Linked DNA regions of Homo sapiens: regions 2, 3, 4, 5 and 6 are each linked to region 1. The links are chromatin loops, found by intact Hi-C in ENCODE. Cell type or tissue: OCI-LY7. All regions are shown on one strand.

Evidence for each region. Peaks named below come from ENCODE experiments on the same cell type or tissue, not always from the same donor. Only the 100,000 strongest peaks of a DNase experiment are listed, where the experiment ranks them.
Region 2: it touches region 1 in a loop (10-fold over the local background); 10 of 110 quality-filtered maps call a loop at or near these places.
Region 3: a loop joins it to region 1, with 8 times the contacts of the local background. A loop is called at or near these places in 13 of 110 quality-filtered maps.
Region 4: it touches region 1 in a loop (4-fold over the local background); 9 of 110 quality-filtered maps call a loop at or near these places.
Region 5: a loop joins it to region 1, with 2.3 times the contacts of the local background. A loop is called at or near these places in 4 of 110 quality-filtered maps.
Region 6: it touches region 1 in a loop (2.4-fold over the local background); 2 of 110 quality-filtered maps call a loop at or near these places.

The regions. Positions count from the first base shown.
Region 1 is chr13:87,666,759-87,671,758 of GRCh38, forward strand. SLITRK5 (SLIT and NTRK like family member 5) reads left to right here and starts at 4,613. Exons shown (of 2, transcript NM_001384609.1): 1 at 4,613-5,000. LOC124900338 (formin-like protein 5) reads right to left here. Exons shown (of 2, transcript XM_047430855.1): 1 at 4,078-5,000. MIR4500HG (MIR4500 host gene) reads right to left here and starts at 4,205. Exons shown (of 6, transcript NR_033829.1): 1 at 4,078-4,205. RefSeq lists an enhancer at 4,340-4,841. In OCI-LY7, CTCF peaks have their summits at 2,811 (motif pointing left), 3,011, 4,606 (motif pointing left) and 4,806; DNase peaks (open chromatin) are centred at 2,843 and 4,653; H3K4me3 peaks cover 1,915 bases; H3K27ac peaks cover 1,072 bases.
Region 2 is chr13:87,256,853-87,261,852 of GRCh38, forward strand. No RefSeq gene overlaps it. Among named protein-coding and RNA genes, the nearest start is that of LINC00430, 350 kb to the left of the region's middle. In OCI-LY7, a CTCF peak has its summit at 2,852; a DNase peak (open chromatin) is centred at 2,789.
Region 3 is chr13:86,868,269-86,873,268 of GRCh38, forward strand. All of the region lies in intron 2 of LOC105370300 (a long non-coding RNA gene), which reads left to right. Among named protein-coding and RNA genes, the nearest start is that of LINC00430, 39 kb to the right of the region's middle. In OCI-LY7, CTCF peaks have their summits at 2,292 (motif pointing right) and 2,509; a DNase peak (open chromatin) is centred at 2,303.
Region 4 is chr13:87,282,819-87,287,818 of GRCh38, forward strand. No RefSeq gene overlaps it. Among named protein-coding and RNA genes, the nearest start is that of MIR4500, 330 kb to the right of the region's middle. In OCI-LY7, no CTCF peak of the experiment used is centred here; a DNase peak (open chromatin) is centred at 1,983.
Region 5 is chr13:87,401,989-87,406,988 of GRCh38, forward strand. The region is part of intron 4 of LOC105370302 (a long non-coding RNA gene); the gene reads left to right. Among named protein-coding and RNA genes, the nearest start is that of MIR4500, 210 kb to the right of the region's middle. In OCI-LY7, CTCF peaks have their summits at 2,962 and 3,167; no DNase peak of the experiment used is centred here.
Region 6 is chr13:87,775,493-87,780,492 of GRCh38, forward strand. No RefSeq gene overlaps it. Among named protein-coding and RNA genes, the nearest start is that of LINC00397, 33 kb to the right of the region's middle. In OCI-LY7, a CTCF peak has its summit at 2,055 (motif pointing left); a DNase peak (open chromatin) is centred at 2,069; H3K4me3 peaks cover 567 bases.

The sequences.
Region 1 (5,000 bases):
TGTAATTTAACTGTTTTAGGATAATTAATTGTTTTTCTCTGAAAAAAAAAACAACAGAAATAACCCAGAAAACACAGGCATAACATAATGCCTGTTTAGACTTATTTTCTAAAAATGACTAGAGATGTGTGAGAACCAAGGACCAATGGGTCCCAAGAGACAAATCATACACTAATAGAGAGTTACATAGAAAAGCTAATCTGATTACATTGTGAAACTGCTTCATTTCCAGTGGAATGTGTGCATTTCAATGCTAGTATAAGCCAGATGGCAGTAGCCTTTGTTCTAACAGGGTCTGACGATAGTTTGTATATTTAAAATGTCACAACTACACACTCACTTTTCTTCAGTAAACAGTAAAGAACAGCTGCTGACAACTTCAAGTGCAATTACTTATCTTCTCTACAGAGCCATTTTGATCTTCCTCTTCACTCACCAGAGTATCAAATAAAACTGATGTTCCCAGTACACAGCATGGTTCTGAATAGTGTGAAGATAACAAAGCTAGCTTCTATTAATTACCATTCTATTAGCTGATACTGGTAGCTAGAATTGAATGTCATATATGAGTAATGCTGAGAAATTATTGTAACTAATTAATTGACACTCATAGTTAGAAATGTATTCAGTGTCTCCAGTGATAATAATGTGCCATGAAAAATAAAACCATTTGAGAACTATGGGATAGAGATTAATTTAAGGAAATCATCTTGAACTCTTCCTAAGCTCTTAAATCACCCCTCCAAATATTCTTATTTTTCAAGTGCACATTTTTATAAATTTTTATTGGGGATGTGTATGCAAAATTGAACAAACTGTAGTAGAAACTAAAACAGTAAGAAACAAAAATAGTAAAAAAAAAAAAAAAAAAAAGAGCATACGATGAAAAATAAATTCCCATTCTATTTAAGACGCCAGTCTTCTTCCAAAAGGTAACCACTATTATTAGATTTGTGTGTATTAATTTCTTTCCAGAAAAAAAGTCTGCCTCTCACAAATTATAGGTAATGCTATATATACTCCTAATAATGGCAAAACAGTATTCCTATACAAACTGTTGTTTAAAGTAGAAGAGTATTCTAAGGTATAGAAGGATGTGTATGACTTTTCAGTGAGTCAGACATTTAACTTGTTCTTACTCATTTTCAAATGCAAGCATCTGTTACATATCTTCTGACATAGTGTTTTATATATCTTACTTTGGCACACCTGAAGGCTACTTTCTGAAAAAGTAGTGTTCCAAAGATATATTTTTGTAGATATTTCCAATTGGTTATCCAAAAAGGATATTTTCATATGTAATTATATCAAAAAATATCCGAGTGTATGTGCAAGGAACTGCATGAGGCAAGGAAGAAAATTGGCTATTTTTTGTATATTCTTTTGTAATGCCTCTGAGAGTCTATTTCTAAGGCTGTGAATAATTAAGTCTGTAAGTGAATAAATAATTTCAGCAAAATTAGATTTGCTGGCCATTTTTAATTTGATAAATATAACTGCATGATGTTTGTTTTTAATTTTAAATGTATTAGACAAAATGTCAAAGACAAATGCTGTACAGTTATTTAATTTAGCAATTTCATAGAGACACAATCATAAATGGTGACTCATTATTTTCCTCCAGGAGAAACTTTCATTTTCTCCTTTTAGATATGTGATATACATATAACATATATTATATATAATTATATATATGAATGTGATATATATATAATTTCAATTTCAAAAACTTTAAAGACATATGCCCTTTAACTTAGACTTGAAAAATGTGTCATTTATTAAATTGAGTTGAACAGACTTCTTAGCCATTACTATGGAGGAATAGAAACTTAGCATTAGAATTCCATAATCTTAACTCACCAGTTAGGCTAACAACAACAACAACAACAACAAATTGCAAGCTCTACTGGCTTTAGATGTTGATCAATACTTATGAAGTCATGAAATGATTAATAAAGAATTTCCTTGTTTATAATCCTCATTAGGTTGTTTCTTAAAGCACCATAATTCTTGACTAAGCATTTTAAAATTCTAATGATAACACACAGTGATACGCAAATGTGATAAGAATTATCTTAAAAAATGTACTTAATATAAGAATCCCTCCTGTGTTCATAAAGCACTAAAATAATAATTCTAGAAACTAATAAATATAAATTTACAAAAATATATGGTCAATTTTAAGTGGCAAGTATGCTACTTATGTTTTCAATTTAAATTTAAATTTGCAGGTATCAAATTATGGCCATAATTGATAATGACAATTATATTTACAATATAAATGTCAAATATATTTCCCTACATGATATACACTTATGATGATACCCTCTCAATAGATAATTCTAATATGAAAAAAAAATATTTGCAAACATTTGGACAAATGTGACTTTCACATCCAACTCCATCAAATAATGTTTAATATTAATAGACTTAATTCTGGGGAGATATATTTGATCAATCATTTAATTTTACAATGGCCAAATGTATCTATGTAATTAAGTGCATGCATCTGAGTGCTGTCTGAAAGCATGTATACACATATGACCATGTGTTGCTTAGTATAGACTAAAACATAGATACATTTGTTCATGTGGGTAAAAGTTTTGGCTCATATTTGATCACTCTTATGTAATTCACTTATATATTTTCTAAGCAATAGTCAACATTCAATGCAAATAAAGAAACAGATTAATAACTGAGGCTTTTCCTTATATCTATGATGTTTTCCCTCTTGTGTTTTTCTGTTCTGAACTGTTCAAGTCACAGTATTTTCTAAAATTTCATTCTCTTGCAGAGCATCTTATAGAGACACCTAGTGGCAAAAGGTAATGGTGGCTTCCGGGACCATCCTTAATGTTGAGTTAATGGCAGAAAGTTTTCATCATTTACTTATTTGAACCACAAGAGGTAAACTAGATTATTAGCATAAGTGTTTCTAACAAAACTGTAACCTAAACTAATTCCAAACATATTTAATACTTCTTAGTTGAATAATATTTCCTTTAATTAGAACAATAAATATTTAAAATAAAAATAATACAAAACCATGAATTAAACTTTGCTATTGAATGAAATTATAAAGATTTAGAACAGTGATAAAATATAACAGCTTTATTTCAGCTATTTTGAAAAAATCAATAATCGATTAAGACAATTTAGGACCTTTAAGAACTTCTACAAAGTTAATCGATATTGAAAATTATGTTTCTGATAGGACTCAATATTTATATTCCAAAGGCTTCTGGCTGTAATTCCTATATAATTTTAAATTTAAATATTTCATTTCATTTTGAAAATATAAAAGTAATTTTAAACTTAAAATAAATTTTCTGAAATGTTTATATAATGTTAAAAGTTAATGACTGAATAAAAAATACAGAAATAAGCCTTTTGTGGATGACGTGTAAGTTATATTTGTTGATGCAATGTATCTACAGCTAGTGGCTATCATTCCTAGGTCAAATGCTTCTAAATTTAATGAAACGTTCATTACAAGATTTTGTTTTTATTGTCTGAAATTACATATTACTTCTTTCCTTCCTCTCCCTTGAATATAACCCATACTTAAACAAAATTGCTTCCAAATAAAGTTTTTATGGTATAAAGTAAAAATATATATATTCACACAACATACGCAGGGGAAAGTTCAAAAAAGATTGCAGTACCTCAGGAGACTGCAATGTTCATCACCTGAGATATATATACATCTCAGAACATAGACATATTATCAGACTCTATATCAATATTAAACATATGATTAACCAGATTATAACACAGTATTATCCCAAATATTACTAAGAATAAAACAATATCAATAATAATTAAGACGTAATTAATTGCAAAATAAAGTGGGTAAAATATATTTACATGGAGAAACTAACTACATAGTTATCAAAGGAACAGGCACATGTGCACTCAGCCTGCACTGGGTCACTTACTATTATCAACTTTTCTCTTATACCCGGGATGAACGGCAGGTCTAATATTACAAATATTGAAAACATGTCTTATGAAAGTAAAGACCCCTTTTTGGGGATGGAAGTGTCTGGTTTCATGGAAAGACCCAAGAATACTTACTGTAGAGATGACTCTAGTGGAGTTTAGCAGATGACTCTTCAAGAAACTCGCTTTCTATCGATATTGCATTTACTTAGGGGTTTTCCAGCTTTTTAGTACACACCAGATGTATTCACAAACATTCCCTCTGAAAGTCTTTCACATTCCCTTGTGTTGCCTAGACACACCTATAAAACGTAATTCTATTAAAGAGAAAAGAAAAGTAGCGCCCTTGTTTGCAGCTAGGAGGAACCACTCCCTTTTCCAGGATCCTTAACAGTAAGTACACGAGACAGCAGCATTCTGAATGGCAGGAGGAAGGCAGGCGATCAGCACAGGGCTGGAATCATCTGTTCCTGACCACCAGCAAGCCTGGCACTGCCGGGGTTATTTCCACTCCTCCCTTTCCCAATCCGAGAATTGCACAGTCCCACGCTCGAATTACACACATGGTCCAAGACTTCTCTCTCTTCCTACGAATGTGACATCCAAGGGGGCCCCGGTTGCGCCGCCCTAGCCCAGGGACGCCTTCGCCCTCGGCTGCCATCTATCGGCCACCGAGCGCCCGCTTCGCCCCGGGCCCATCATGTCTGCTGCAGCTTGGCTCGCACCAGAGGCGCGACAATAAACAAGTGCACTGGACTGGGCCCTGCACCCGCTCCGGAGCAGCTGTCTCAGAGACCCGGTGTTGCTTACCGCGTTGCCACCTCCTCGGCGCCCGGGAGGAAGACGCAACTTTCTCGGAGTTTTTTTTAGAGCCACCGGGCTGCCAGGACAAGCCACAGGCATAGAACGACGCGGTTGCTGCCCGCCCCCCCCTTCCCCCAGAAACCCCAAAGGATGTCGGTGATAGAGAGTTCCAACTAATGACGATTGTGCGCCGCATCTGGGGAAGGGATACAGAAAAAAACCCTGCAAACACCGTGAGGATGAAACTGCCAAAG
Region 2 (5,000 bases), 410 kb before region 1:
ATCATCAAGGCATACAGCTTAATTACATAATTTTTTAAAATTGTCAACTATACCTCAATAAAGCTAGGAGAAAATAAATTTATAATGAATATAGTACTTAGTAAATGTTGTGTAGGATAGCAAAGATAAAATCTTAGAGAATGGACTTTAGCTTATACCAGGAGAAGGGTCCTATATTCCCCTAAAATATTTGCAAATGTATTATCAGTTGAAGAAAGTTCACTACGCTAATTTATGATGATAGCACAATTCATTTGTAAAGTGTGTGTGTTCAGAAAATACTGAGATACAGCACTGAGACCATCAATTCTTGAAAAAACTAAAACAGAAAAGAAAAGAAAGATGATGTCTTTTCTGTTGAAATTTTTTAACAACCAGCAGGATAATAAGAAAGTTGACTTAATGAGGTCTACATATAATTTTGTAAAGCTGATATTTAACACCAGGCTTTACAGAATATAGAGCTTGGCAAGATACATGGAATGAAGCAGAGGATCAGAGGAAAATGAAGAGGAGATAAAAAGAAAGGGCTATTCCTGAATTGAATGACAATTTCTCCTGACATAACCACTCATCAGATTAGTATTCTTCTGCAAAGCAATAGTAAATACAGGGACATGTAGTAGACAGAGCTTTTGCAGCTCCAAGGCTCCATTTGCATGAGTGGATAATAAGCATTCACCTCACTATACGGTGTTATAGCTTACAAGGAAGTAAGCAAAGGAAGTTAGAGGAAAAAAATTAGCTTTTCTCCCAATGTAGTCATAGATCTTTCCAATTTGAAAAAAAATCACCTAGTCAATGGATATTTTATAGCAAGAGAATATTTATAAGGTGATATTCAACCTGCTTCCTATCAAATGCAAAATAAATTATAAAATATTTCCCATAGGCAGAAAATTGAAAATGTTAACAATCGATCTATAGTAAGATTTTATTCTGTATTGTAGGAGAATGGACTGCAATGTTTCAGAATTGTGTGTGAATTGTAAGACATGGTACAAGCACAAATGCCCCAAGCTATAGAATTGATGACAATATTCTTAAATATCAACAAACAGCCTGAAATATCCATGATATTTTAAAATAATTTCTCAATAATTTATAGAACAATAAAAAGGCCATATTCTGGACCATAAAAACCTCAATGCATTTAAAAGAATTCAAGTTATCTTATGTATTTTATTTAACCACAGTAAAAATAATTTACAATCTAATAAAAGAAAGGCATCTAGATAATCACTAAGTATTTGAAAACAAAATAATATACTTTTTTTTTTTTTTTTTTTTTTTTTTTTGAGACGGAGTCTCGCTCTGTCGTCCAGGCTGGAGTGTTCAGTGGCAGGATCTCGGCTCACTGCAAGTTCCGCCTCCCGGGTTCACACCATTCTCCTGCCTCAGCCTTCCTAGTAGCTGAGACTACAGGCGCCTGCCACCACACCAGGCTAATTTTATTTTATTTTATCTTATTTTTTTAGTAGAGACGGGGTTTAACCCTGTTAGCCAGGATGGTCTCCATCTCCTGACCTCGTGATCCGCCCGCCTCGGCTTCCCAAAGTGCTGGGATTGCAGGTGTGAGCCACTACGCCCGGTCAATAATATACTTTTATATAATTCAAGATTAAAGAAAAAAGTAAAAGGTAAATTAGAATGTGTTTTGAAATGAAGGAAAATGTAACCCACAACATAATCAAATTGACAGAAATTGGCAAAACAATACTTTAGGGAATATTAATAAGCATGACATATTAGACAAAAGAAACTTCTGAAGTCAATAACTTCAAACTTTAGTAAAGTAGAAAAAATCAAAAGCTATACTCAAAATAAGGAGAAAAAAATGATTATGATCAGGAACTAAACTAGAATACAGAAAAACAATAAAGCATCTTTGAAATGAAAAAATGAGTCTGCAAAAATAATGAAATAGATAAACTTATAGTGAGACTGATCAGAATAAAAAGAAGAGAAAAAAACTACCGCTATGAAGAATGAAGTATGTGATATGGCTATAGATTAATAGAATAAGAAGATATCATTAACTTCATAGCAATCAATTTAAAATTTTAGATAAAATTGGCAAATTTTCTGAAATATACATAAATTCAAAGCTTGATCAAGAAAAAATAGATAACCTGAGTATTCTTATATCTATTACAAAGATTTTACTATTTTCCCACGAAGAAATGTCCTAACCTAGATGGCTTTTGTGATTAATTCGACCAAAAATTGAAGAAAGAATGTATACCAATTCTACATAAACTCTACCAGAAAATTAATCAGGAGGAATCTCTGCTGTGTTCATGAGTACAGTGTTACCCTAATACCATTAGCAAATTCATTTCAAGAACAGAAGACTACATCAAATATCCTGCATGAAGAAAGTTAAAAATCCTCTAAATACAATTTTCATAAATTCAATACCTCAGTATATAAAAATGATGAAACATAATGAGTAAGTGTTATATCAGGAATACATCAGGAATACAAGTTGGGTGAACATTCAAGAATCAACATATAAAAATCACTATTTGAAACGTCTAAATAAGAACAAATAGGCCCGTTGCCGTGGCTCACTCCTGTAATCCCAGCACTTTGGGAAGCCAAGGCAGGCAGACTTCTTGAGCTCAGGAGTTCAAGAGACCAGCCTGGCCATCATGGTGAAACCCTGTCTCTACTAAAACTACAAAAGTTAACCAGGTGTGGTAGCATTTGCCTGTAATCCTACCTACTACTCGGGTGGCTGAGGCAGGACAATTGATTGGACCCTGAAGGCAGAGGTTGCAGTGAACCGTGATCATGCCACTGCACTCCAGCACTCCGGTCAGCAGAGGGAGTCTCTGTCTCAAAAAAAAAAAAAAAAAAAAGAAAAGAAAAAAAGGAAGAAGAAAAAAACGGAAGGAAGGAAAGAAGGAAGGAAGGAAGGTAGGAAGGAAGAAAGTGAGGGAAGGGGGCAGGGAGGGGAGGGAGGGAAGAATAAAAGCAAAATAAAAGAATTTGACAAAATCCAACACCTATTTTAAATAAAAACAAGCAAAACAAGGAATAGAAACTTCCTCAACTTGATAAAGGGCATAAAACAAACCACTGAACATTTTCCATCTAAGTTCAGTAACGAGGCAAAGCTATACACTCTCATCATTTCTACTGAACATTGTGTTGAAAGTTTTGGAAAGGGCATTTAGGAAAGAAAAAGAAATAAAAGGGATTCATATCTGAAAGAAATAATGAAACCATCTCATTTCCAAATGACATGATCATTCATGTAAAAGTCCATGGAATCTACCAAAAAAAATCTATTAATGCCAGTATGTGAGTTTAGCAAAATTACAGGACATAATATTAATATGGAAAATTCAATAACATTTTTGTATACCAGCAACAACCAGAAATTTATTGTTCTAGCCTGAGATCTGGTTCTGATGGTACAAACTTTATGGATGTCGATCATGGCATCTTCATCTGTAAATCTGGGAGAACATCTTCCCTGTCTAACAGAGAGGGTAGTTGGGAAGATGGAATGGAATAGTGAGTGTGAATATGCTCTATAAATTACAAAGTGCTGTGCAAATACTGACAGTTATTATACTCATAAAAAGCTTATGCACTAATGAGAAAGTTAAAAGAAAAAGACCTAGTTATTCTTACAGGGATGTATTTTGCGTAAGTACAAAATGTATTTATGGGTAGAAAAAAATGGAAAATATAAATCAAAAAATTATTTTTGTATTCATTAGATGTTTTTCTAACTATGTAATGTTTAGTATTGACAATGTAGCAACATTAAAAATTCATTGTCTTCATGCTAAAAAAAACACAATAGCATCAAAGTATGAAATAATTAGGAATAACAGATCAAAAGTGACATGAAATATACTTAAGCTGAAAACTAAAAAAAAAAAAAAAGACTAATGACAGAAATATTAAAATCCCTAAATAAAACAAGAGATACACTTTTTTTTGAGTCAGAGCATTCAATATAGTGAAAGTGTCTAGTCTCCTCAGGTTTGTTTATAGTTTTCCTAGAATAGATGTTAAAATCACAAAAAGATTTTTAGTAGAAATTAACAAGGTGATTCAAAAATTTACATGAATATTCAAAGGCCTCAGAATTGTCAAAATATCTTTGAAGAAGAACCAAGTTGAAGAACTAACATTACCTGGCATTAAGCATTATTATAATGCTGCAGTTATTAAGACATTGGGGTTTTATCTAGGGATAGAAAACAAGATCTATTCAAAAGAATTGAGAACTTGAAACACAACAAACATATTTGAACAACAGATTTTTGACAAATACAGAGCAATTTGTTCATTCAATAAATTGCGCAGGAACAGTTACAATTAATATGCCCCAAAATGAATTTGTTCTTATTTCTTTTTAATGAGTAGATGTCCTGAAAGAAACTGAGATAAATAATATTACCTTTCAATATTCCTGGTCATTGTAATAGGCTCCTACTCCTGACTCATGCTTTTATTAATTCTTGCATTAAATTATGTATGTCTGCATTATATTCATTTCATATACTAGGCTTGAAAGTTCTGATACCTGGATTATGTTTATTTATACCTATGTTGGTTGTAGTTACTGCTGACTTAGTGTGATTTCTTTCCTTTAGTATACTGTAATTCATTTAAAAAATTCTTTATTGGGAGCTTATATTTTTGGGAACTCAGTGGCAATTATGCATGCCTGAAACTTCCGTCATATGCATATGTGTGCTTTTATATGTGTGTGTGTTTTTTGGACCATGAAAATAGTAGAAAAGCAGGTCCCAGGCTATTTTGAAGGTCAACCAATGGAAAAACTTTTCAGGGAATTTACTCATTTTTTTCTTTAAAGAAAGATAAAGCTGAGATAAGCATGTAAACATTTTATAGTTGTATTGTTTTGTGAAATGTATTTTTCCCACTGTACCCAATTTTCTGTATTATAGTCTATGAGGTATGGTCTTTAACTTAATCCTTCAAACTTTGCCTTAGTCATTTCTCTGTGCTCT
Region 3 (5,000 bases), 800 kb before region 1:
ATGACCATTAAGGCCGTGAACACAATGACCGAAAGCAAGAGAGAAGAAAGTTAGTGACAGCTATATAGGAGTGATATGAGTAGTGCCTTCAAAGTCTCAAATTCTAAACTGATACAGATATAATATAAATAAACAAGAAAGGCCACATTAAAATATAAAAAAACACAGCAATTTGGTTGCTTACTATTATGTGAAATAATATATATTTATTATTTTTAAATATATTTATTTAAAAGTAATTTGCCATGTCTTTCTCATCTTCAATTGAAATGTTCATTTCTAAAGTAACACATATTAAAAACAAACTAACAAAGACACAAACTAAAACACTTTGGGCCATTGTTGTGTAGATTTGTCTAAATATTTCTCCTTCTATAACTCTAATTTTTTTTTTTTTTTTTTTTTGAGACAGAGTTTCACTCTTGTTGCCCAGGCTGGAGTGCAATGGCACGATTTTGGCTGACTGCAACCTCCGCCTACGGGTTCAAGCAATTCTCCTGCCTCAGCCTCCTGAGCAGCTGGGATTACAGGCATACACCACCACGCCTGGCTAATTTTGTATTTTTAGTACAGACGGGGTTTCTCCATGTTGGTCAGGCTTGTCTCGACCTCCCACCTCAGGTGATCCGCCCGCCTTGGCCTCCCAAAGTGCTGGGATTACAGGTGTGGCCCACCGCACCAGGCCTCCTTCTGTAACTCTTGAATGATAGTCAGATGCTCACATATCTTCTCTATATGATACCATACATCTGTCTGAGTAACTGAAATGTGCAGTTCCCTTTTTTAAGGTTTTATGACTTATAGATAAAATTTAAATTATGTAATAAATATTGAATATTGAGTTACCTGTCACTTCTTTTATATACCTCTTTGGAAGCTCTTGAACTTATCATTGTCTCGTTCAAGCTGCTGCTAAAGTGATCAAATCACTATGTGTTCCAACTAATTAATGCAAGTGCAACTGAAAGGACCTCACCTCATATCCATACCATGTGAATCTCAGCTACTGCCTTGAGGTATCTATGAATGCACAACTCAGAAGTGCCTGACATGTAACATCTTGGGAGTAAAACACCTACAAATCAGACACTAGAGCTGAAGAATCAAGTCTTTCCCATCAGTTTCCTGGGAGTTTCAGGGATTCTTAGAGGACATTCCTACCACATCTTCCATCAGTTGCCACGGAGCCAGCCCTCTCCATAACCTATTTGCACATTGGCTTTCTATTCCTTGCTCACTCCTCATGTTCCCTTTTGTTTTCTTGGATTACTTTCCTTGACAAAGTGCTAGCTAAAATGACATTGTTTCAGGCCGCACATTATGTGAAACTATTTGAAGAAAATATGACTGTCTTTTTGCATTTTACAGATGTCAATTTAGTCAGCAACATAATTTTAATTTGAATTAAAGACTAAAAAATGAGGCATAAACTATACTGAAGAATTTGTTTTAATTCCCTGAAATTTTTATTTTTTTTTGCCTTTTTCTAAGACAGTCTCTTGCTATAATAAAGAAAAAATGCATGACTAAGAAGCAGTCTCTTAAAGTGTCTTTTGCCTTTAATCAGTATTGTACCAATTATGTTTCTGAGTATATAATTGTCTTTGCTCTCCTGAAAAGGAAAAATAATCAGTTTTCATGAGACAAAAATTGTGTCCCCAAATGTGAAAAAAACAATTTCTTTAAATTTCTCAAATTATAATCATGTAGGTTTCCTTGCAAACCGTAATTACACAGTCTCCCTATAATTTCTTTCAGTACAGATTTAGCTCAAGTCTTCTGTATGATCATTGTATAGCAGTGATACAATAGCATCTCCTCACATAGCTCTGCTGTGGCTAAGATTTCCTGGCTCATATTTGCACAAAAGGCATGGGAAGCCAAGAAGCTGGAAAAACCAAAGATACATAAGAATTCATTTAAAAAAAAGTAACAGTTTTGAAAGCCACATTTGAATTCATTACTTGCAGTTCCTATAAAAATACCTTGCTACTGTGCATACTTTTCTTAGTTCTTGGTGAAAAAATCTTTTATTTATACATCAACTCCTCAAAGCAGCTATGAAAAAAAAGAAAATTATTAACATAACACTTGCTAACATTCCATATTTTCCTTCACTGAGTATATTAATATAATGTTTTAAAGAGGCATATATTCTAAGAAAAACACTAACTTTGCTGAAAAACATTAGTTACTATACTAGAGCAATTTGAAACAATTGTATGTTTCCTGTAAAATTCATATTAAAATATTTTTGCCATTTCTTTTCAGTTCTATGTAACACCAGCAGGTGGCAGGATTAAGGCACAAAAACGGCAAAATCTTTGAGAAATGTAAAAGAAATACATTATGCTTTTTTCAATGTCTTAGGATGGCAGTCATTTTTCTTTTTGTGCATACAGGTTACTAAAATCATTCATGGCTACTAGTCCTTAGCAGACACATCGTTTTCCTTAAACCAGCTGAAGCTGTGCCCTTTTAAGACTCTTCTGATCACAAATCACCATTGTGCTGCAGTAATTTTCAGCTTTTACCATAAAGTGAGTCCAAAGCATATGGTGTGCATAAATTTGGATTATCTTCATACAGACAAAGATTCTTTGCTTGACCAAACTTTAGTCAGCCTCCGGAAACTTTTCCTAAGCCTGCCTGTGCACTTCCTTGCAAAATCCAGCTTTAGCAAAGAACCCTGCTAAATCAGGTTAGCTAGAATCAATCTCCCTCTCCCTGATGTCTAATCGCCCAAAATATTTAATCGGGTTCTTCATTCGCTGTCCTCCAGGAGATGTTTGATCGCCCTGGCCTGCCTTCAGCAGGAATCCTGCTAGGTCAGTGTAGCCAGAATACCTCTAATTCCTGATGTGTCCTATTAGTAATTTTTCATCCACTGACTTCCACCCTGCTCTGTGGCTATAAAGTCCCACCTGCCCACGCTATATTCAGAGTGGAGTCCAATCTCTCTCCCCTACTGCAAAATCCCATTGCTGTGGTTCATATGTACCAATTGTGATGGTTTTGAATAAAGTCTGCCTTACAATACCTTAACAAGTATTGTTGAATAATTATTCTCTCTTTAACAATACTAGATTACAACAAGTATTGGGAAAATTGTTTGGGAAAATTGTTTATATGATGAGGACAAGACTAAAATTAAACTACTTTGCTTTTTAATACTCTAAGAGTTTATAGTGAATCTCTGATAGGACACTTTGCCACAGTTTTGGGGCAAGCCAGATAATGAGGTTATGGATTACAGGCCTTTTAAAAACTGGCTAAAAGGGGCCAGACACAGTGGCTCACGCCTGTAATTCCAGCACTTTGGGAGGCCGAGGCAGGTGGATCACCTGAGGTCAGGAGTTTGAGACCAGACTGGCCAACATGGTGAAACCCCATCTGTAATAAAAATTTAAAAAATTAGCCCGGTGTGGTGGCGGGCACCTGTAATCCCAGCTACTCAGGAGGCTGAGGCAGGAGAATTGCTTGAACCTGGAAGGCAGAGGTTGCAGTGAGCCAAGATCATGCCACTGTACTCCAGCCTGGGCAACAGATCGAGACTCGGTCTCAGGCAGAGGCACTTCTTTTTCCCAGAAATTCTCTCAGATATTCCTACTTCTATTTTCCTTGTCAACAAACGCACACATGCCTTGGTGGTAGAAATGGTTCTTTACAGTTTACTTATAGTCAGTGAACTGAGTAATGTCTACATTTTTTTAAATAATTATATTCCCTGAGTTCCCTAATCGGTCACTTTTCTTAAAGGAATAACTCTTCCTATATTCTTTCCTTAATATCCTTCCGCTTTGTATATAATCTAGTTAGAATACCACATGCTAAACTAATAAAAAATTGCTTCTACAAAATTGTGTTTAATAACTACTTGTTAATTAGAGGAACTGAAACAACTACATTTTAGTATTACCAAGTTCAGGAAACTTTGCAAATACTTGTTTAAGAATTAAGATGAGATGATAACTTTAAAATGTCTGGACACATTATCTTTAACATACTCCTTCTATAATAAGAGAATTTGCAAATTCTTGTTTTACTGAAGTAAAAATATCTTCTCAAATAAAGTACTATGGAAAAATTTAAACATATATTTTCTATGTTATGAAATAAAAGGAAATCATTTTATGCTAATTATAGAGGTTTGCACAATATTATCAATTGAGATATTAGATAAATATATGCAATAAGAAAAACAGTCTGAAGATTTACCCATTGAGTATCCTGAGACTGGAGTGATAATGCATAAGATGTAAGAGGCCACTATACAAGAAAACAGCAATATATTATGATAAGAATGTTACAATAATACTATGCATGGAGTGCTTATCATGTGTTACAATATAGAAGGTAAGTGATATTTTCCTTAGTTTAAATTGATGCTCTCTATAATAATGCAACAAATTTAAAATCAACCCAGCCACAAAAGGAGGAAATGACATTGAAACTGAAGAGGATAGGATTAAAAGCTGTTGCCTTGTCTTGTGCCCATGTTACTGTTCATGATAATGTGTGGTTCTGCATTCATGCATTTATTTTGTATTCCATTTTTCATCCCCACAATTTCAGCTCAAAACATAGAATTTGACACTATTTTAATATCAGTATGATTTCTTTCCCTATGATGTTTTTCAAAATAACAATGGAATTGGTGTTATTCAAATATACTATTACTTATATTGTATTATAGTAAAATGTCATGCAATTATTGATGAATCAGTGACATGATTTGTATGTAAGAGTTGTAGTTCTAGTTTTATGAGAACTATTAGTTTTAGTTTTATGCACAATACCTGATTTAATTCTTGCAATAACACTATAAGGTAAGCACTGTTTTTATCCTCAATTTTTAGCGCCAACAATTGTGAAGAACAGAGAATTTCAAGAACTTGACCAAGATCACACAGCCACTGTGGAACAAAAATTTAAACCTAGGCAATCTGAGTCCAAACCCCATTTTTTTTTTTTTTTTTTTTTTGGTCTGACAAAGAAAA
Region 4 (5,000 bases), 380 kb before region 1:
ATGAACACGGAGATCAACTCTAAAGTACAACATGGCACATGTATACATATGTAACAAACCTGCACGTTGTGCACATGTACCCTAAAACTTAAAGTATAATAATAATAAAAAAAGAATTTTTAAACTTAAAAAAAGCAGTGTTTTCATAGGCCACCTCATCTTAGAGATACAAGTTAGAATAATAAAAGCTGATGGAGTCATTAGTACTTAGTTCAGACCCACCAGCTGATTCCATGAACTCTACTGCTTATGAGCCAAGAGAAGGGAAGTATAAGATATTTAACATCCCAAAGGCTCACACAATTGTGTTATAGTGTCTGTATCCTGTACCATATCAGTCTTTCAAAATAGTGTCATGCTCTCTAGTGAAAATATCTGCAAACCCATGACCATACCCACACACTCAGGAAGTAAAATGTTTATTCATCTTCAGGATCTTGTATATGTCTATGTATAATATCTTCCACATATATGCTCAAAAGAATTTTGTTTTTTTTTCTCCCCACATCGTGATATTCTAGATAAAGGGTTATCATGTCCCAAAATTCTCTGCAAAATTTTGTGTTCTTTCTTTTGCATCACCTATTTCATCTTCATTTCCATAAATATTAGCTTCTGAAGGCATGAGCATTAGTCTTAGGCCTTCCTTACAGACACTGTTTTTTTTATAACATACTGAGACAAAATACCACATAAAAATTTAAAAGGTAAGTGAGGAGAAGCAAAATCTTCAAGGGTCTACAGTGATAAATTCCTCAAAATGGGCTTCAAACATGAAAATTGCCAGTTTATGAATTTATTATGATTCTATTTTAGATAGACTAAAATCCTCCACATTGTGTATATAGAATTTCTCTATTTTTTCAGAGTTCAGAGCATTAAAAAACACATAAGTCGGTATTGATTATTTGAGTTTTAGTTCTGCTACAGCTAACACACCAAGTTATACTTTCTCCAATAAATATTTGCAATCCCTAAAAGGTCTTGATGCTCATCCAAAAAGTATTCTTTGGAAGCAATAGCACTGAGCAAGCAGTCTTCTACTTCATATCAGATACCTATTTTTGGCTCATCTGCAGGTGAAAATGCTTTCACAAACAAAAGTACAGACTACAAAGTTGGAGAAGAGTGTTATAAATGACTTTTCTAAAGTTGTTTTTTTAAAGATCTTCTTTTTGATAAGTTCTTATTTTTGACAATGCCATTTTAAAATTTATGTCAATCTTTGAGTTTACACAGTCTATCCTCAATGGTGGGCTTTATCACCCATGGGATGTTTATAAGACAAATTCAGATCTTTTCGTATAGGCTGACAGCTTGCAAGAACAGAATGTATGAACTCAGAACTAACTCATGGATAAGTTAGCCACACACAGATACATACGTCATTTAAAAACGCTTATTTCTCTGGTTCAATACCTACCCTAGGCTGACAGCTTGCAAGAACAGAATGTATGAGCTCAGAAATAACTCATGGATAAGTCAGCCACACACAGATAGATATGTCATTTAGCAACGCTTATTTCTCTGGTTCAATACCTACCCTTCTGCACTTTTTCTTGATCTTTCCAGAACAGCAAAGAGGTAATTTTCATCTAGTTTCCTTAACAGTGGTCAATTACAGAATACCCCTGACCTAGTCACTGATCCCATTCTCTGGACAGGCAGTTTCCAGAAATTGAGAGCGGAGACTTGTGACTTTTATTTTTATACACACCTCTAGAGAGATAAGCAAGTAGAAAATAAAGAGAAGAAGGAAGGAAGAAAGGAAAAAGAAACAGACTAAGGACATTAAATATTAAACTGTGAGCTGGATATGGTGGCTCACGCCTGTAATCCCAGCACTTTGAGAGGCTGAGGTGGGCGGATCACTTGAGGTCAGGAGTTTCAGATCAGCCTGGCCAACATGGTGAAACCCTTTCTCCACTAAAAGTACAAAAATTACCCTGGCTTGGTAGCACACACCTGTAGTCCTAGCTACACAGGAAGCTGAGGCAGGAGAACCCTTTGAACCTAGGAGGCAGAGGTTTCAGTGAGCTGAGATTATTACCACTGCACTCAAGCCTGGGCAACAGAGCGAGACCCTGTTTCAAAATACAATAAAATGTGAGATAAACACAGATATGGTCACTATTTCTATTTGCAGTGGCATGTTTAATAAATAAGTTTGAAAGCCTATAAAAATATGAAAGGATTAGACAATTTTTAAATGACTCAAGAAGAAAAAAAATTAAGATTAAGAATCCTTAAAATTAAACTATAGTTAATACCTCCTCCCTCTGCTGTCATGAAGTCAATGTCTTTTAAAAGAAAATTATATATATATATATATATATATGTATATCTGTGTGTATATGAATTTTCATATGTATCTACATATGAAAAGAAAAATAAGTCTCTCAGGACCCCAAAATCACTAAGCCAAGAGAAGAGTCAAGCTAGGAACTATGTCAGACAAACCTGCTTCCCATTCTAGTCCTAAATAAGATTGCTACAAAGATAGAAACTACATACCTCCCTCACAATTTGTCCACAAGAAAATTCCTTGTGCAAAGAGGACAGACAGAACTCAAAGTGTTCCCTCAGAGGCTCACTGGAGACAAATGCATATCTGATTGCTTCCTCTGCTCTACTGTTTATGTAAAAATGTGGATTCAGTGAGCCAGACTCAATTGTGTATTCAGTAGAAGGCTGATCAAGGACTCAAAATAATGCAACCTTTTGTCTCTTATCGACTTATGACCTGGAAGCCCCCACCTCTAACTCCTCGATTACCCCCACCACTGCCTCAGTAGTCCTCCCTTACATATATGATTGATGTCTCATATGTCCCTAAAATGGATAAAACCAAGCTGTACCCTGACTACCTTCGGCACATGACATCAGGACCTACTAAGGCCGTGTCACAGGCATATTCTTATCCTTGGCAAAATAAACTTTCTAAATTGACTGACACCTGTCTCAGATACCTTCTTAGTATATGTATGTATGTGTATATATATATGTGTATATATATATACACACAAGACACATATATATACACACACACGTATAACAAATTTTACCAAAATATTTATAGCTTATAAAAATTGCTTTTGTGAATAGAATAAAAAGAAGATGGCCTAACCTATTTTTTATTTTATCAAAAGCATAATGGCATTTTAAACTTTTAAAAAGTATATAAAAATAAATATGTATCAGTTTGACATAATTAAGAATGCTATAGTAATTAATACTTTATCAAAATAAATTTAGTAATATTTGCATTAATGTGGAGAATCTACCAAAACAGAAAGAAGAAAGGATGGGAATGGGAATTATTACATTGTTTCTGGCCATGGCACCAATACACACCAATCAAAAAGATCCATCACACCAATAGTAATCATTTAGAAAATATAATACATATTTTGAAAATAATTTCATTCATATTAGCAAGAAAAAATAAGTTACTTAGGAAGAGTACATTTTAAAATTATAACTTATAAATAAATTTTTAAAGCTGCATACATAGATTACCTAAAAATGTCAAAAATAAAATCTAATCGAGGCATACAATGAAAGTCTAGTCAAAAAAGACAAACTATGACAGGAAATATATTAAAGTTCAAACACAAATGAAAAACCAGCAGAAAAAAGAATACTGTAATACATATGTCAGCCAAGAAATAGTGTCCTAGACATTTAAACTGTGTGCAAAAAAATAATGAAAATAAAGCAAGACAGCAGAAAAACAATGACAACCACAAAAAAATAAGGGCTAAGGAAAAAACTAAGCTTATGGTCACAAAAGAAAAATTTGGTATAGGAATCAAGCTATGAAAATCTGTTCAAAGTCAGTGAAAGTATTAAACAATGCAACATGTTCAGGTAAAATCTTCAAAGTCTCATCAGTATGGGAAGCACAAATTAAAATTCATGCATTAATGGTGGGAGTGTAAGTTGCAACAATCAATATGAAAAACAACGACATTATTTTGAGAGAAAGAAAATGCCTATGTCTTATGACAGATCAGAGAGAGGAATTTAAAGTCTCTGAAGAAGAGAGGTACAGTCTCAGAAGACATGAAATCCAGAGTGACTTTAAATTCCTTTTCCATTTGTTGTTATCTGTCATTCTTTAACTGATACTCACATTTTGAAAAAGAAAATTGAATAGGGTTTTTTTTTTTGCCATTTTGCAAATCTCTTATTTCCTCATAATGATTTTAATTAAAGTCCAAATCCTTTCAGCTGAGTATAAGAAACACGTTTTCTACATATTGCTTTAATTTAAATATTTCTGATGATTATACAACATTTTTAACCAAAAATATCCGGGAAATTGTTGGTTTTATAAAGTGTATTTCTGTTTCCTTGTAGCATTTATTCTCCAGACATCTACTTCATCTGATAGTAATATAGTTATACCAGATTTCTCACCATTAATATTTTCCTGCAACATATATTTCCATGGAAGTTGTAGAACATTAAAAAAAACTCTGTCCTTGTCATTTTGCATTAGAATATATATATATGTATATATATATATGTGTATATATATATATATATATATATATATACACGCTGGAAGAAAAATCAAACAATTTGAGTACTAACAAGAGATCAAAAATTTAGATTTGTTGTGAGACATAATGACCCTGTGCTCCTAGAAAGAACACTGCTGGGCAACTACATAGAAACTACATAAAACGTTTATTTTTTTACATGACCAAAAGGAATGGTTGCTACATGAATGAGGTCCAAAATAATAAGAGAAAAATATGAGAAGTAAAAGAAGGGACAAGGAAAGCCTGTAATATTGTATCTACTATTTCTCTTCTGGGGAGAGGAAGAGACATTCTCTCCCTTAAAGGTAGCCTTTGGAGTGAGAAGTATGTTATGCCCTAAGAAACGCAGTCCTGTGAGATGGTATCATCTCTGTGTTAACAATGGGAAATTTGAACATTATATACACTATTCGTATAGTTAATAATGGAAAGAGCTAGGATGGAAGCCAG
Region 5 (5,000 bases), 260 kb before region 1:
CTAGCAGAGGACTACTGAAGGCCTCATCGAGGTCCAGTAGAGATCTGAAAGGAAGGATCTGCAGTTATCCAGTTGCATTACATCCCAAAGAGTGGGAAAAGAGGGTACAAAGAGATGCAAATGTTCAACTTGCAGCAAGGAGGGGAGAACAACTGGGGTACAATGAAAGAGAAGGTCTGGGAGATCAGGTCTAACAATGTACTGGAATCAGATCAGTTAAGCTTTTTAGGCTGTTTTATTACATTGGTTTTACACTGAGGAATAAGAGAAGTGATAGAGTCATGAGCAGATTGACACGAATGAAATATTTTGACCTGACTTACAAAATAACAGGAACACTATGAGTCTTGTTTTAAAAATAGACAATGTAAGAGTGAGGGCAACAGCAGCAAGAGTAGGTAGGAGAAAATTTCAGAAATCCAGATGAGAAATAGTGTCTGGGTAAGTGATGGTGTCAATAGATACGGAGAACTGATCATAATCTGTTTATATTTTGCAGTCAAAGTCTACAGAAGATAATGATGGACTGGATGTACTATGTGAGACAAAAAAAAAAAAAAGAGTCAATGAAAAGTCCAGGATTTCTGGCTGGAGTAACTGGGAGGATGAGGCTGTAAGGGAGATAATAAGCTCTGTTGGGGTCTCTGGAAGGGCTATTAGTTGCTGATATAAACAAGATATTATGGTGAATACTTAGTGTCAACTTGATGGATTGAAGGATGCAAAGTATTGATCCTGGGTGTGTCTCTGAGGGAGCTGCCAAAGTAGATTAGCATTTGAGTCAGTGGGCTGCGAAAGGCAGACTCATCCCTAAGCTGGGTGGGTTCAATCTAATCACTTGCCAGCACAGCCAGAATATAAAGCAGGTAGAAAAACGTGCAAAGGCTACACTGGCATAGCTGCCCAGCCTGCATCTTTAATACAGGCCTACCTACAATTATAGATAAAATTACAGCTGATCATATTTTGAATTCTATAGTTAAGAGGAAGCAAGTACTATAGATATTAGAGAAGTATTGTTTCCTGAAGATTCAAGTACAAAGATGGCTTACTTTTTATCCTCCCTTCAACATGTCATTTTCACATCTTGGCATTATGCAAGGAAATGCTCATCTTTTCTATCTGAATAATAGCAGTTCTGATTTACTTCCTTAATCTGCCACGGTCTTATAGCACCTGAGATATTTTTAAAAGTTACAGAAAGTATCTGTTCACTTGGAACAATAGACATTGGGCACCGGGGGGTACTAGCATGGGGAGGAGAGTGAGAGTTGAAAATCTATCTGTGGGGTGCTATGCTCACTACGTGGGTGACAGGATCATTCATACAACAAACCTCAACGACTCACAATCCACCCATGTAACAAATATGCACATGCGCTCCCTGAATCTAAAATAAAAGTTGAGAAGAAAAAAAATACACCTGTTTCACATGAAGACTTTTCTTTTTATGAATGTCCGTCAACTAACGTATCTTTTAGGGTGACTACATATCAAAAGTCAATTTAATAATTGCCATAAAATTGTCATTACCCAAACTTTTTGACATCATTAATTTTAATTGTCATTACCCAAATGTTTTGACATCATTAATGTTACTCCTTTTATTATTCCTTTTGAAATATTCTGACTTAACTCCCTTGCAGTGACCATGTATTTGCCTAACACATGTACATATGGACATGTGCGTATCCATGCATGCATGCACACACAGACACCTTTTGTTACCCATACCACCCTTCTCCAGTTCTAACATGCTGTTCCTTTGTGATAAGAACCTTGTTCCTTTCTAGCAAATCATACTGTATAATTTCCTATTGCTACTTTAATACATTAATAACTACTTAGAGGCTTAAAACACTTTTTTTATTTTTAACACATATTTATGACCTCACAATATCATAGTTCATAGGTTTGTGTTGGCTCAGCTAGTTTCTCTGCTCAAAGTTTTACAGGCAGAAATCAGTGTCAACAGACTGTGTCATCAAGAGACTCCAGAAAGAATCTGATTCCAAAGTCAGTCCAGTTTTCAAAAAAATCCAGTTCCTTGAGGGAAGAAGACTTACAGTCACCATTTCCTTATTGGCTGTCAGCTGGGGGCTGTCTTCTGCTCTTACAAGCCCCTTTCTAATTCTTACATGTGGTCCCTTTAAACTCAAAATCTGTCCAACGTTCCTGCTCTCTTCTGCTTCCAGCTGGAGAAAGTTGTTTGCTTTTAAGGGTACATGTGATTAGATTGCTCCCGTCTGAATAATATAAACTAATCTCAGGTTCTAAGGTAAGACCAGTGACCTCAGTTGTATTTTCAAAGTCTATTTTGCCACGAGATATAAACATTCAAAGGTTTCAGGGATTAGAGTGTGGAAATCTTTGGGGAACCGTTTTCCCTATCACACATACATGCCTCCATCTACTCATATCTGTTTTCAGACTTATCTTTCACACTTCATGTTTGATTTGCAATTTCTTTACTTTCTTCATCAACATCACTATCATATCCATCCTTAGTAACTTGAGTCTAGCTAATTTTTGAGCCACTGACTTGTAGACATAATTTTCCCTTTCCCAGTTTTCATGTTCTTAGCCTCTTCTCTATTTCCACATTGCTCTACCTTAGAAATTGTATTGACAATGGAAGGTCCTATTTCAACTTAGTAAATCTTGTGTCTTCAAAATACATAGCAAAAATCAGAATCCACATCCTCCTATAACCACCTATGTGTCGAAGGCAGCAGATTTAACTCCGTCTTTGATTTATTTATGAGAAACCGTGTTGTAAATGCTTTCTAACTATGTACACTATACTGCCATCATTTTAAGTTAGTAATCCTGCAGATAGCTCTTTGACAAACATTTCCATTAAATTGGATAACATAATTATAATCAGTCTTTACCCAACTGTAAATCAAATAAATTCATTTTTATTTTACTGCTTTATGAAGGTGATTTACAGAAACTTGCAGAATGCGGCACCAGATCCGCAGGACTTAGAGCCTGAGGATTGTATAACTGGGTTGTTCTTTAGAGTATAGGAGACCTTGAGGCAAATAGTGGTTACCTCCAAGCTATTATTAAGGCTTCCCACAGAGGTCACTGTGAGAACTATATCAGAAATACTCATTAAGAACAATGTACAACCTAACAATTACTAAGACCGTTTTCAATATCTACATCATCCCATTGTGAGAAACCCTAAATCCAAATTCTCTGCAGCTTGAATATATTAAAATAGAAATGAATATTTTTTCAGTTACCATAACCTATACTTTAAACTTTAGTCAATAAAAAAAGTAACATGAACATGGTATAACCACTTTACTATATATATAACTATATATTACATATATAGTTATATATATATATGTATTTTTAAAAAAATTATTATACTTTAAGTTCTGGGATACATGTGCAGAACGTGCAGGATTTTTACATTGATATACACGTGCCATGGTGGTTTGCTGCACCCATCAACCCATCATCTACATTAGGTATTTCTCCTAATGCTATCCATCACCTAGTCCCCCCTGACAGGCCCCAGTGTGTAATGTTCCCTTCCCTGTGTCCATGTGTTCTCATTGTTCAGCTCCCACTTATGAGTGAGAAGATGCAGTGTTTGGTTTTCTGTTCTTGTGTTAGTTTGCTGAGAATGATGGTTTCCAGCTTCATCCATGTCCCTGCAAAGGACATAAACTCATCCTTTTTTATGGCTGCATAGTATTCCATGGTGTATATGTATCACATTTTATTTATACTATTTGATCCAGCAATCTCATTACTGGGTATATACCCAAAGGATTATAAATCATTCTACTATAAAGACACATGCACACATATGTTTATTGCAGCACTGTTTACAATAGCAAAGACTTGGAACCAACCCAAATGCCCATCAATAATAGACTGAATATAACCATTTTTAATATTTTGATTAGTGCATATATTTTTATATATAAAGATATTATGTGTATGTCTATATGTGTATGCATATAAGTATTTGTGCATCTATATGTATAGATTTATATACATATATATGTACATGTACATATATATCTATATATTATATATAACTAAACATACATGCAAACCTATAACACACATATTTTATTTCAAATCAGCATGGCATATATATGTGTTTTTATATTTTTAAGATCGTTTGTCATGACATTTTTAGTAATAAATACAGTTAAATTGCCGTACTTAAGAGGTGAATCTTTACTTTGTAGAAATGAAATATTGAAGGAAAGGAATATGCATATTTTTAAGCTATAAGTGTATTTCTACAATATTTTTGATGTTCTCATTCTAGGACCTGAGAAAAGAAGACAATTTCAGTTTGTTTAGTAATGATAATATGTACAAGATGGAAAGTGCAACATATTTCTAAATATTTCTAAATGAACTGGACTGTTATGACTGTAAGAATGCCAATGTCCTTAGTGTGGTTAAATATCATCTTATCACACTTCTCAATAATGATTACGCACTTAGTTTTATTTAGTAGATCTTCTGACTAAAGTGATCAATAGAAGTACTTGATTTTAAAAATATTTTATTTGAAACATTATGCTCATAAAAGAAGAAGTTATGATGTCAAAATGTACAGAAAGAGGAAGTAAAGGAAACTTAGTAAAAGACCTGTCACTAAAAAATTACCTTCAGGGTCTTTAATTTCAAATTCATATTCTCTCTCTCTCTCTCTCTCTCTCCCCCTCTCTTCCTCCCCCCTGCCATATTATCTGAGGATTAGGATAAGAATTATATTAAATCTAGCCAAATCCTTTTTTTTTTAACTCCTTAGCTGCCACTTTTTGAATCTTTAATAGCAGTATACTCTGACATCTCTTTGTTTCTGGATATGAAAGTTTCTACAAATTTAAATCAATAACATAAAAGTTGGTAGTCACGGATGAACATTATGTAATCCAGCTTCAGTTTAACCCTGGAAACCAGGAACTCTGATCCACAAAGTTCTAATATGAACCACTGATGTGATAGATAGT
Region 6 (5,000 bases), 110 kb after region 1:
CCTCATTTCCTTCTTTGCTCCTCTTCTGCCATTCTATTTCTGACATTTGTAGTATTATTTTTACATTTGTAAGAAAACAGCTATTCTGTAACATACTAACTTTTTAAATCTGTGTGGTTGGTTTTTATATTTTAAAACAATTGAAGAGATTTAGCTTGATTATGACTACATGAGATTTCTACTGCAAAGCCAAGAGGCATGCTTGGATTACATGTTCTTCTTTGACTACCATGTCTTCATCACCAGACTGGTCAACATTGAATATTCTTAGGACCAAATTATTTTTCTTCCATCCTATGGTAACCATGAGAATGACCCTTGTAAACCTTCAACTGTAGGGAATGTATTATTAACCAAGGATTCCAGCTACTGTGCCAGGCTTGCAGGGGCTGCTTTTGGGCAATGACTGAGTGTGGGATGCTCACTAAGGTAGGCTCATTTCCGGGACACATGAGACTCTTCTGATCACTGCTTTGGCTCAAGGTCTTCTTAGAGCACTTGCTGTATCTTCCTTCGACTGCTCAGCAGTCAAAGATGCTCCCACCAATCTTACTTCCCTCTTGTTCACTCACAGTCAGACTTGCATTCCCCTCTGAATGCTCTTCCAGTCATCCCAGCTTCCTCCTCATTTCCTCTTACAATCATTCTTCCTAATAAAATACAGGTTTAATTTTGTCATGGCATCCACTTCTCTGGCTACCTGGACTAACATAGATGCCATTCATTCCTCCAAATAATGCAACATTTTAATTTGCTTTATATTTTAACCTTTAGTTTTGTGCATTCTCCTCATTAATATCATATCAGTTTCAATTATATTACTCATTAAATATTAGATATATAACATTAACTACGTATAATATATTAATACCTAATACACTTATTCAAATTAATTCACTGAATTTCTTCTAATCTGCTTTATTATATTTTTTTCTAGTTTTGAATTATATAATTGTTCTGATGCATATTATAACTTTTTAAAAATGCCCATGACATCCCTCCCAGAGAACTCTGTTTTCCTGCTTCAATTATTATCCTGGAATTTTCTTCCAATGATCCCCAGGTTCAGAATTATTATTGGTTGAATTTCAAAACCTTTTCTTGATTTATTCCTCTGTTTTAAAATTTTTTGAGAGATATAATTAATTTACTAGGAAAAGATGTGCCAGAAATAGATTTCTGATTTTTGGAATTTTGCAATGCCATTGTTCTGGCTTAGATATTATTGATAATTTGTCAAAGTTTTCAATTCTAAGTAGAAAAAACTTTTCTCAGAATTTGAAGTGCCTTGCTCCATTGTCATCCAACATACATTCTTGCGATAAGGATTCTGAGACCCATCTGCTTTTGTTCATATTATTGATAATCTGCTTTTTCTTTATAAATTATCTTATAATCATTCCCATATTACTGACATGCTGAATTTCACAGCAATATTTAAAGACATAAATTTTGTGGGTGTGTGTGGTTGGCAAAAACACTTTTAAGATCCACATTTCTCTTTAGCTTTTATTCTTATTTTTTTAAATTTCCTGCCTTTCATTTTCATTGCTGTCCATTTCTAAAATGCCTTTAGTATGAGATTAGATTCTCTATATTAGATTATTCTCCATATTTTATCCCTAATATATTTTCATTCTCAGTTTATTTCATATTTGGTCAATATGTAAAATGTAGCTTCTATTTATCCCATAACAGATCTGGTATTTCTTCTGAACCTCATGCCACTTCTAAAGATACATATTTTGGTTAACTGTATCAGTCTTTTCCTGTTAACATAGTTCATCTATTCATAGTTCAACTCCCCACCAGTGTTGGTTTAAATAGTTCCTTTTATGTACATGAGTCTCTTTCAGTTTGTGTCCCGCCTTCTCTTCCCCAAAATGGCAACCGTGTATATCAGGGGTCTTACTGTGCCTTTGTTGTGGTTAAAAAGGATCTCAGATCGGTGAACGTCCTTTGTATCTGTGCTATTTTCTGCTATGAGGGGCCAGACAAGTAGCCACTGACTCTGGACAGGTCATGTTTGTATTTTGCAGGATATACTGACACCTACTGCTAGGATCTGTGGTTTTTCTCCATTTGCCTTTGATCTTAAAGTCCTCACATTCATAAGCCTTTTTTTTTTTTTCTTCCATCCGAGGGCTCTAACCTTTTGCTCATGTAGTCAGCACTTCCTATTGACTTTGTGAAGTAAGCAATTATTTCTAGGCTGCCTGCTCCCTACACACAGGTTGAGACTGGGGGCATAGAATTGCATCTGTATCTTAACTCATTGCTTCCCCCAAAGGTTTTCATTCCTTGTCTGTGTAATCTTTCCAGCACCTTGGTGGGCGTGGCACTGATGTAGAAGCCAAAGTTCTTCAATGAACCTGGACTCTTTCTCTGTGCTAGTTCAAGGCAAACAGGACATTTGCTCCATGTGCTTCAGGTTCCGAGTGCATATTTGGTTACATTTAAAACTTGCCTGTTGCTAAGATTGGGGACTAATAGACAAAGCAACAATTAAGTAGGGGAACCTTATCACTTTACCACAATTGTCCTCTTCCACTAAAAATCCAGACAGAGAAAGAAAGGAGCACCCTATTTTTTACTTCTTTCTTTCAAAATCTGGTCTCTGGACTCAGCCCAGTGGCAGTTAGAGTCAGGAGAAAAACCATTCTTCTGATAAAGAACAGATCAGGAGGCACTTCACACCTATTATATTTACCATTGGTCTTTTAGGTGGTCACTAATGAAGAGTTCTATTTTCCCCTCCTGAATTTGAAACTTTCTGAGACATAAGAAACTGGAATTAGATAGATGGGGAAAAATGGCATCTTTATTGCTGATAAAGCTATTTGATGAGTGTTGCTTTAAGAATATAGCCACCTGGACTTGAAATGTTTCACCTCAGTGTTAAACAGAATGGTCTACCTGATGTCTGTCGGACTGAGCAACGATGGCCTTCTTGGCCAGCGAAAGCTTACTCTACAGATCTGAGAAAGCAGGCATCTGGCAGGCTAGGGGGCTCTACAGAGCCTGGAAGACCCTGAACCTGAAGCAAATGTGTCACTTCTCTGTTTTGGGTTAGAGGATAGGTAGAAAGCAGAGTACAATCTTTCCATACCTTTATTTCTTGCGTTAGGAAGTAGGTATGTATTTACATATGTTCCTCTTTTATTGAAATATGAGGAATGGAAACTAACTCTTCTCTAACACTCCTCAGATTATTTTTTACTTGTTGGCACAAACAACCCCATAATCAGCCCTGGTTGTGGCAGCTCTCTTTAGTACAGGATGGGGGTGATTTATTAGAAAAGTCCTATTCCAAGTGTCATAAGGCCACTGCCCTAATGCCAGCGTTTCTTCTGTGATAGTTCTGAATTCACTGGCAAGACTATAGCTTTTGACTCAGAGAGTTTTGGAATGGGTTAGAACCTTGCTACAGAACAGAAGCATCAGCATAACCTGAGAGCTTGTTAGAAATGCAGAATTTCACAGTAAGTCCAGATCTAATTATTATACAGTTTAACAGGATCCCTAGGTAATTCTTATGTACATTAAAGCTGGAGAAGCACTGGGTTAGAACAAGTCATTCATTAAAGTAACTTAAAGGCTTTGCTAAACGCTAAGCTGAATATTTCTTCCTAGTTTTTCAACACAAATTATGCATGACCACTATCTTCAACGTACTTCACCAGAGATTATGGGATGAAATTAAGTAGTAGTGGATGAAATAATAGATGAGATTAAATAATTACTATTGTAATAACCTGATAATAGCCACACATTCTGCACATTTGAATTTAAGCTCTTTCCCTATATGGAGTTTATTTAAAAAATCACGATCCAAAAATTGAATGCTCTTACTCACACATAAATGTAAAATATGAAAATATCAAACTCCATAGTCCTTGTTACAGTAAAACATAAAATTCATTTCTAAAACTTAAACTCCTTGACATTGGAAGCTCCAGATGCTTCCTGAGATACCTGAGTAGATACCCACTCTGATGGCTGTTCAGCAGATACCTCTTCAATAGCTAGAGCCAGGACTGTCATCCACTTACTCATGCTGTCTCCTCACTCAAAAAGTGGTATTTGAGGCATATGTTCTTTTAGCAGTGTGTGGAAATTTGCACTGATTGTGGACCAGTTCCCAGATCTTAAGATTTCTTTTGTGTGAGTGTGCTATTGGGATAGTACCAAAAATAGGGGTGTGTGTGTGTGTGTGTGTGTGTGCGTGTGTGTGACCAGTATCTCTGTAAAACATCTCAAAGCCCTGGCTGTCTTTCTTCAGTTTTTGAATATTTCCAGCCTCAAGTAGCATTTATTTCTACTCTCTTTTTTTCTGCAATAGTAAGCTATGCCTTAATTTATTAATTTTTTCTTTTTACTCCCTATGCTTTGTGGAAAGCTCAACTGAGCTTTTAGCAGTTTAATCTATCTAATCTAAGTTCACTTTTTTTTTATTTTTGCTCTACCACATTTAGAGCTAGCAATGTTGTCAGATATAAATACATTTTTCCCTCTCTGCGGTGGTGGTAGACATTTGTATTTCCTATCAACTTTTCTAGCTTTAGTTTTGTGAGGCCACCTTGGTGAGATAGAACAAATGAGCAAGTTTTGGCTTTGCAAGAGTAAATGAATATTCAAAAGAATATTATGCACCTTCATATCCCTGGTCTGAATCTTTCCACTAAGGAGATGTTTTTCCATAAGACCAGGGATGGCCATAATTTATTATAGTTCTTGCCGGCTCATTTTCAAGGTGGCTCATTTCCTCTGTGCTTGTTTCCTCAGAGCAAAAAGTAATACTTTCCCACCCATATTCACTGGGTCGCCTTGAAAGTCGCTCCATAATCATACAATTATATGACACCATGATCTTACGAGACTTCCCTTCTCAAATGTGTCCAATATTTCTCTAACTTCTTAATCTTTCTAAGCACTTCTCTAACTGCATAGTCCTTACCTTCAAACTGTGATTCACCATTTTGAAAAAATGAACTCTTTAT